Linked DNA regions of Homo sapiens: region 2 is linked to region 1. A link is an interaction called in ENCODE POLR2A ChIA-PET data of the cell type or tissue named here. Cell type or tissue: Caco-2. All regions are shown on one strand. Links, peaks and the distances in the headings refer to the core of each region. The heading gives the core; the rest is flanking DNA.

What was found. ChIA-PET counts read pairs that join two places held together with the same protein. Peaks named below come from ENCODE experiments on the same cell type or tissue, not always from the same donor. Only the 100,000 strongest peaks of a DNase experiment are listed, where the experiment ranks them.
Region 2: POLR2A ChIA-PET joins it to region 1 with 11 read pairs; 16 of 35 experiments call an interaction of 5 or more read pairs at or near these places.

The regions. Positions count from the first base shown.
Region 1 is chr1:24,761,079-24,765,470 of GRCh38, forward strand. The region is part of intron 1 of CLIC4 (chloride intracellular channel 4); the gene reads left to right. Among named protein-coding and RNA genes, the nearest start is that of CLIC4, 18 kb to the left of the region's middle. In Caco-2, for the core only: no CTCF peak of the experiment used is centred there; no DNase peak of the experiment used is centred there.
Region 2 is chr1:24,703,001-24,707,392 of GRCh38, forward strand. No RefSeq gene overlaps it. Among named protein-coding and RNA genes, the nearest start is that of CLIC4, 40 kb to the right of the region's middle. In Caco-2, for the core only: no CTCF peak of the experiment used is centred there; a DNase peak (open chromatin) is centred at 2,481; H3K4me3 peaks cover 713 bases.

The DNA of each region.
Region 1 (4,392 bases), core at 241-4,240:
GTGAGAGAAAGAGGAGTTAAAGATGATTCTGAGATTTTTGTTCTGAACAGCCAGAATGATGGAGTTGTCATTAACTGAGGTGGAAAAGGCTGTGGGAAGGGCTAGTTCTGATGGGGAGGAGATCAGGAGTTTAGTTTTTTGACGTGTTAAATTCAAATTTATTAATACCTCATAGAACCTATCATCTACTTGGAGAGGCATATGTTAAAGAAACATATAAATAAGGACAGTAGGTTATTATATCAAAGAAAAGAACAGGGCAACTTGAGAAAGAATGGCAGGAAACCCAATTTAGATGGAGGCTCAGTGAGAGCTTTTCTGAGAAAATGACATGTAGGATGAGTAGTAATTAGAATGAGGGGAAAAGCGTTCTAGGTTGAAGGAATCAGCATGTGTAAAGGCTGGAAATAATCAGTTAAGGGTGTGACTGGAAAACAGAGAACAAAAGTGAGCAGTAGAGTGAGGGATTGACAGGGGCCACATCATGGAGGGCCTTGTATGTCATGTGAATTTTGTCCTTAGTAGAAATGGCAGTTCTCAGATGGGTTTAAGTGAGGGAGCTTCAGGATTAGAGTTGCATCTTAATATGAGTAGCCTGGCTCTGTGGAAAATGAATTTAAGGGAGGCAAGAGTGGCAATAAGGACAACTATTTGGAGGCCATTGCCATCAAGAAAGGTGATGGTGGCTTGGATTAATAAGGTGATGGAGAGAAGAGAATGGATTTGAGGTAGATTTTGGAAGTGGTGTCAATAGGAGGATGTTAAGGAGGTATGTGAGAGAGAAAAGTGTGAGAAATGACTTGGGTTTGTAATTAGAGCCACTGGTCAAGAGTTGCCGTTCATGGAGAGGGAGGAGGAGCAGACAGAGTTCAAGTTTTGACTTGTTGAGTATAAGATGGCTGAGATGTCAAGTGGAGATGTTGGTAGAAAGTTGGACCTACAGATCTGTTCAGAAAGAAGTCTAGGCAGGGTAGAGATATTTGGGACTTGATGACATACATATATGTATATATGACATACACACACACATAGAATATTTGGTATTTAAAGTGTATGAGGCTGGATGTGGTAGCTCACACCTATAATCCCAGCACTATGGAAGGCTGAGGTGGAAGATTTGCTTGAGGCCAGGAGTTTTTGACCAGTCTGGGCAACATAGCAAGACCCCATCCCTGCAAAAATAAAAATAAAAAATCAGCTGGGCGTGATGTCACATGCCTATAGTCCTAGCTACTTCAGGAGGCTGAGGCAGGAAGGTTCACTTGAACCCAGGAGTTAGAGGCTACGGTGAGATATGATCATGCCACTGCACTGCCTGATGACGGAGTGAGACTCTCTCTAAAGAAAAAAACAAGTGTATGAGATCATTGTGTGGATGAGTAAAGAGTGAGGAAAATGCCTAGAAGCAAGTTCTGAGGAACTCTAAACACTTAGGGGTTGGGTAATGGAGGAGAAGCTAGACAAGGAGAACAAAGAGGAACTGTGGGGGAACAGTAGTGAGTGGTGAGAGGAAAACTACTAGAGTGAGGTAGGAAGAAGCTAGGAGAGGTTTGTAAGGAGGGAGTGACCAGTTGTATCAAGCTGAGTGTTTGTTGGATTTAACACCCTGGAAGTTACTGGCAACCTTCGTAGTAACAGCTTTGGTGGAGTAGTGGTGGTGGGAAGTCATAATACAGCGGGTAGAAGAATGAAATAGGAAGTAAGAGACTGGAGTCAGTGTGTAAAGCCAACTCTAACAAGAAACTTGGCTATGTAGAAGACACAGGTTGATAGCTGCAAAGGGGGATACATATGAAGGGAAGGCTTTAAAAAGTATGAGCTGTAAGAGCTGGGTTGAATGCTGATTTATTAGAGAAAGAAGTGGAAAATTAAAGAGAGACATGGTTTAATGGATGTCCTTCAAGGAATCTCCCAAATGGCCACCTATTCCACTAGGTCCCCCTCAGTGGTATGTATTGCTTCTTCGTATGAATTTTCATACAACCTTCCCTCCTACTTCTTTACTTGAGGCCAAGTAAACTCTGTGAGGAAGAAATTTTGTTCTTCATCTTTGTATAAGCCAGACTGTCCAACACTATGTTTTTTTGAAGAACCAGCTAAGACAGGTTCTTCCTTTTCCTGACCCCCACACTCTGCAAGTGCAAAAACCATTTTGTTGGTCTCTACTAAAGAAAGAATTGGCTGGGCATGCTGGCTCACTCCTGTAATCCCAGCACTTTGGGAGGCTGTGGTGGGCAGATCATCTGAAGTCGGGAGTTCGAGACCAGCCTGACTAATATGGAGAAACCCCGTCTCTACTAAAAATACAAAAATTAGCCGGGCGTTGTGGCGCATGCTTGTAGTCCCAGCTACTTGGGAGGCTGAGGCAGGAGAATCACCTGAACCTGGGAGGTGGAGGTTGCAGTGAATCGAAATCATGCCACTGCACTCCATGACAGAGTGAGACTCCGTCTCCAAAAAAAAAAAAAAAAAAAAAGAATTAAGTTCAAATCTATAGTCTGGCATTCAAGTCTATGACCTTCATAGTCTAGCTCTAATTAATTGGACAAATTTATCTCCTACTTCTCCTGGGTCTTACAGTCCAGCTAAATTGAACTCTTCTTTGTTTCCATATGAGCTATCTTGTTTCCCTGAAGCAACCTTTCCCATCTCTTCCATTCCCATTTGTTTAAACTCCATAATCCTGTAAATCTCCATTTAAATGTGTCTGCCTTTGTTAATCCTTCAAGATTCATATTTCATGCCTCTTATATGACTCTTCGGTTATCTATTTTGTTGATAGTTTTGCATGTATGTCTTATCTTTGCTATAATAAAGTAAGCTCCAGGAGAGTAGATTCCTTGTCTTATTCATCTTTGCGTCCACCACGATATTTAGTAGATTGTCTGCCTCATAATAGGCATTCAGTAAGTCTTATTGAATGAGTAAATGCACTTAAGTATAGTTGATAGACCTTAACCTACTGCTAGTAAATTATAGTTGGCTAAAAATATTCTTTATAAGTGCTGTGCTTTGGAAAAGGATCATCTGCTTAGCAGCACTGTTTGGTGGGTAGTTGTTGCCCAGGCTGGAGTGCAATGGCACAATCTCTGGCTCACCGCAACCTCCGCCTCCCGGGTTCAAGCGATTCTCCTGCCTCAGCCTCTCGAGTAGCTGGGATTACAGGCATGTGCCACCACACCCGGCTAATTTTGTATTTTTAGTAGAGACGGGGTTTCTCCATGTTGGTCAGGGTGGTCTCGAACTCCCAACCTCAGGTGATCCACCTGCCTTGGCCTCCCGAAGTGCTGGGATTACAGGTGTGAGCCACCACGTCCGGCCAAGGCTCACACTTATAATCCCAGCACTTTGGGAGGCGAGGCAGGTGGATTGCATGACCAGCCTGGACAACATGGTGAAACCCTGTCTCCACAAAAAATGCAAAAATTAGCTGTGTATTGAGGCACACGCCTATGGTCCCAGCTACTTGGGAGGCTGAGGTGGGAGGATTGCTTGAGCCCAGGAGGCGAAGTTTGCAGTGAGCCAAGATAGTGCTACTGTACTCCACCCTGGGCGACAGAGCAAGACCCTATCTCAAGGGAAAAAAAAAAAAATTCATACTCTGGTATCTTCTGGCATTTCACAGAAGGGCATCTGGATTCCTGCCAAAATTGATTCTTTTGTCTTTTATTAAAAATAATCTTTCAAGCAAATTTGAGATTCACCACTAAAGCCCTAAATTTGTTTTTATTTACTTTGTGTTTTAACTCTCTCTCACTGCAGGTTTGTTGTTGTTGTTGTTGTTGGTTTTTTGGTAAGTACAGAGACTACAAATTTAAAAAATCTTTCATTAAACATGTCTTTACTAAGTGCCTACTAGGAACTGCTCTAAGCTCTGGGAAGCAAGAAAATGTACCCTCAGGTGTCAGTAATGAATGAGCTATAAGGAAGGCGTACTATACACAATTATCTTAGATGGGATAATATTTTCCACTAGAGTTATTGTAACTCACTGCCTGGGAGGCCTTTTCACTTCTAGGAAGATCTGGTTTTCCTATATTTAGAATAGATACTGTTCCCATTGACTGTTTTCTGTTGGATTTCTTAAATGCATGAGATAGAAGAAGTATATATGGAAAAGCATTTCATATTTAATTGAAATAATATATACATTTATGGAGTGCTTTCTATGTGCCAGGCACTGTGTTGACTACATCTATGAAATATTAACTCATTTGATTGTTACTCAATAAAATGTTTGCTGAAGGAATATATAGAAGCTTTTATTTTTTTCCGTGCACAGGCTTAATTTCAGAGGAGGTTGGGAGGAAAAGAAGAACTAAAAGATCACATGATTGGGAAAAAGCAAATGCCTAACAAGAAGCCAGAGAAATAGGTCGAGAGGGTGATGCA
Region 2 (4,392 bases), core at 221-4,220, 58 kb before region 1:
TTCACTGCTTCATTCCATCTCCCAAAACAATGCTTGGCACATAGTAGGTACTCAGTAAATATTTGTAGAATGACTGACTCATGAATGAATGTGGTTTTTCCAAGGCACTTAGCATTGCACAGGGGCAAAGGCTCATACAATAGAAAGCTGGCTGTCGGGAACAAAGCCTCTTCTCCTCCAACCCCTCAAGTCAAATGGGAAGACTGGGGGGCTCAGAGTAAAGAGTCCACAATCAAGGATATACCCTCACAAGGAAAACAGGCTCTCGTAGGCACACAGCATTTAATCCATTTCCCCCAATACCTAGACACACACACACGCATGCCTCACTTTAGTTACAAGGGCAGCAGAACCCATTCACTCTGTTTAAGCATAAATGGGGAAGGGGGAATTTACTGGCAGGATCCCTGTGCAACCCAAGGGCAGGAAACTCAGCCAGTGCTCCCAAACGGGCCAGAAACAAACACAGAAAGTTTTTTTTTTAAATGACATTATGGGCCGGGTGCGGTGGCTCACACCTGTAATCCCAGCACTTTGGGAGGCCAAGGCAGGTGGATCACGAGGTCAGGAGTTCAAGACCAGCCTGGCCAAGATGGTGAAACCCGGTCTCTAATAAAAATACAAAAATTAGGCCGGGCGTGGTGGCTCACACCTGTAATCCCAGCACTTTGGGAGGCCGAGGCGGGCGGATCACAAGGTCAGGAGATCGAGACCATCCTGTGAATGGTGAAACCCTCTCTGTACTAAAAATACAAGAACTTAGCCGGGCATGGTGGCAGTCGCCTGTAGTCCCAGCTACTTGGGAGGCTGAGGCGGGAGAATGGCGTGAACCCAGGAGGTGGAGCTTGCACTGAGCCGAGATTGCGCCACTGCACTCCAGCCTGGGCGACAGAGTGAGACTCCGTCTCAAAAAAAAAAAACAACGAAAAAACAAAAATTAGCTTGGCGTGGTGGTGGGTGCCTGTAATCCCAGCTACTCGAGAGGCTGAGGCAGGGAATTGCTTGAACCCAGGAGGTGGAGGTTGCAGTGAGCCAAGATCACGCCACTGCACTCCAGCCTAGGTGACAGAGTGAGACTCTGTCTCAAAAAAAAAAAAAAAATGACATTACGGGTTGGACACAGTGGCTCACACCTATAATCCCAGCACTTTGGGAGGCCAAGGCAGGTGGATCACTTGAGGTCAGGAATTGGAGACCAGCCTGGCCAACATTATGAAATCCCGTCTCTACTAAAATACAAAAATTAGCTGGGCGTGGTGGCGGGCACCTGTAATCCCAGCTACTTGGGAGGCTGAAGCAGGAGAATCACTTGAACCCAGGAGGCGGAGGTTGCAGTGAGCTGAGATTGCGCCACTGCACTCCAGCCTGGGTGATAGAGCAAGACTCCATCTCAAAAAAAAAAAAAAGAAAGAAAAAGAAAAAGAAAAAAAAATGACATTACCCGCCATCGCCCCATCCCTCTGGTCTGCACATCCACTTTCTTCTTCTCTTCCCTGCTCAGAACTTTCTCCCAGCCCCTGGCTGTCCCAGGCCCAGCTTTATAGGTCCTCTTGGTTCAAACACCCAACAGAGACTGGGTGTCTGGATCTCAATCACACATTCTCAGCAGAGGGAACCTGACTGGCTGGCTGGTCTTGGGAGCCGTGGGGGTCTAGGGGCCACCGCCCACCACTCAGGGCTGTGGGGGCAGACTCAGAGAGGGGTGTGGTTGTGGAGGGTGGGAAGAAATGAGGCCTGCCCAGGCCCAGCAGCTTGTCTAATTCCTTTCAACCCGCCCCCTCCCGCCGCCTCCCCCCGTCTTCCCAGACAAGAGGTCTTGAATCTCTCCCAGGATGAGGCTGTTAGGCTACCCACACAAACACGACGTCATCCATTGTCCCTCATTATTCATTATTGTTAGAGGGCTCTTAAGTCATCCTTTCTCCTTCTGAACTAGCCGTTGCTCATCTGCTCATGTCTGTGGCTGCAGCAATTAATGCCAGTTTCAGTCAGTACAAACCAATCATTCCCTCGGTTTGCTTCTTTGGCTGCTATAAACAATTTTTTTTTTTTTTTTTTTTTTGAGACAGGGTCTCGCTTTGTCACCCAGGCTGGAGCGCAGTGGTTTGATCTCAGCTCACTGCAGCCTCGACTTCCCCAGGCTCAGGTAGGTGATCCTCCCACTTCAGTCTCCCAAGTGGCTGGGACTACAGGCAGATGCCACCATGCCCAGATAATTTTTAAATTTTTTTGTAGAGACGGGTCTCACTATGTTGCCCAGGCTAGTCTCAAACTCCCAGGCTCAAGTGAGTCTCCCGCCTCAGCCTCCTAAAGGGCTGGGATTACAGGAATGAGCCAGCGCTCCGGCCTAGAAACAATTTTTAAACCTTGTAAATCCAAACCCCATAAAAGAGAGGAACTGATTGGTTCTCCCACTCACCAATTTGTCAGGACTGCCCCTACTGGGCAGAGCTTTCGCACCAGCGGCCTCCGCCCTCCCCCATTCACACTAGCCTATAAAGTGGCTGCCTGAGATCCAGGGACCCGCCCATTCCTGGGCAGTGGTGGTTAGGGGCCCTTTGGGCTTTGGTTTTTGCAAACATTTTCTTTGCTTACCCTGATTCTTCTCTGGGCTGGTGCCAGTTTCGTGTGCTCCTACTCCCGCCCCTATTCTTTGTTCATTGTTTACTGAAGCCTGTTCTTCTCCTTCCTGTGGCTTCCCCACCTTTTTCCTGCTGCTTGCTCATTTTGGACACATCTCTAATTCTAAGTGATGACCACCTACGGTGCTTTCGGCAAGTCCCTTAGCTCCTTGGGCCTCCGTTTCCCCATGTGCATATTTGTGCTACTCAATTCCCACTTCACAGGGTTATGAAAGGAGTTAATGTATCTGCGAGCTCCTGCTACACAGCGAGCACTAAACAAACATCAGTGTCTGCCTTTCTGTTTGGCTTCAGTCCTTAAAGCTGTCAACAGACCAGAGAGGCGGAGCTGGACTAGGAGAGAAGAACCTGAGTTCAAGCCTCTGCTGTGCGTCTAACTTGCTGTGTGACCTTGAGAAGCCCCTTTCCCTCTCTCGGACTCGGTTTCCCCATCTGTCCAATGAGGATTGGACTAGAGGAGCATTTCCCAAACTGAAACTAACAGCACGCCACACAGAGAAAGAGTATCTTTGGAGCCAGGTGCGGTGGCTCACGCCTGTAATCCTAGCACTTTGGGAGGCTGAGGTGGGTGGATCACCTGAGCTCAGGAGTTCAAGACCATCCTGGGCAACATGGTGAAAACCCGTCTCTACTAAAAATACAAAAAGTTAGCTGGGCGTGGTGGTGGGCGCCCGTAATCCCGGCTACTCAGGAGGCTGAGGCAGGAGAATCGCTTAAACCTGGGAGGCAGAGGTTGCAGTGAGCCCACATTGTGCCACTGCACTCCAGCCTGGGCGACAGAGCGAGACTCACAGAAAAAAAGAATATCTTTGGCCAAACATTTTGGGAAAAGCCATTTAACAACTTTCAGAATATTACAGGCACTGAAACTGTGCTGTCCAATATGGTAGCCACTAAACACATGGGACTATTTAAATTAAACATAAATAAAATTTGAAACTCAGTTATTCGGTCTCACTAGCCACATTTCAAGTGCTCAATAGACACACGGGGTTAATGGCTACAGTACAGCAGAGAACAGGTAAGAGCATTGCCTTTAGCACAGAAAGCACCATTTGAAGGCGCTGTAATCAGAGGAGGCCTGCTTCACTTTAATCCAGCATTTCCCAAACACATTGTGCGTGTGTGTTTGTGTGTGTGTGTGTGACACAGGGTCTCATTCTGTCACCCAGGCTGGAGTGCAGCGGCACAAACACAGCTTGCTGTAGCCTTGACTCCTGGGCTCAAGCAATCCTCCTGCCTCAGCCTCCCAAGTAGCTGGGACTACAGGCATGTGCCACCACACCCGGGTAATATTTTTGTATTTTTTTTGTAGAGACAAGGTCTCACGGTGTTGCCAAGGCTGGTCTCAAACTCCTGGGCTCAAGCAATCCTTCTGCCTGCCTCAACCTCCCAGAGTGTTGGGATTACAAGCATGAGCCACCATTGCCTGGCCATGTTTTAACATTTTTCTTGGCTGAAAGGACATTATATTTGTGGAAAGAGAATGGCTTGCTGAGGCTGGAATGCACTGGGAAGGAGAGGAGACAGAGAAATTAGTTGTTCAGGATTAAGAAGCAAGTAGAGGCCAGGAGCTGTGGCTCACGCTTGTAACCTCAGCACTTCAGGAGGCCAAGATGGGTGGATCACAAGGTCAGGAGTTCGAGACCAGCCAGACCAACATGGTGAAACTCTGTCTCTACTAAAAATACAAAAATTAGCTGGGACTGGTAGCAGGTGCTTGCAATCCCAGCTACTCAGGAGACTGAGG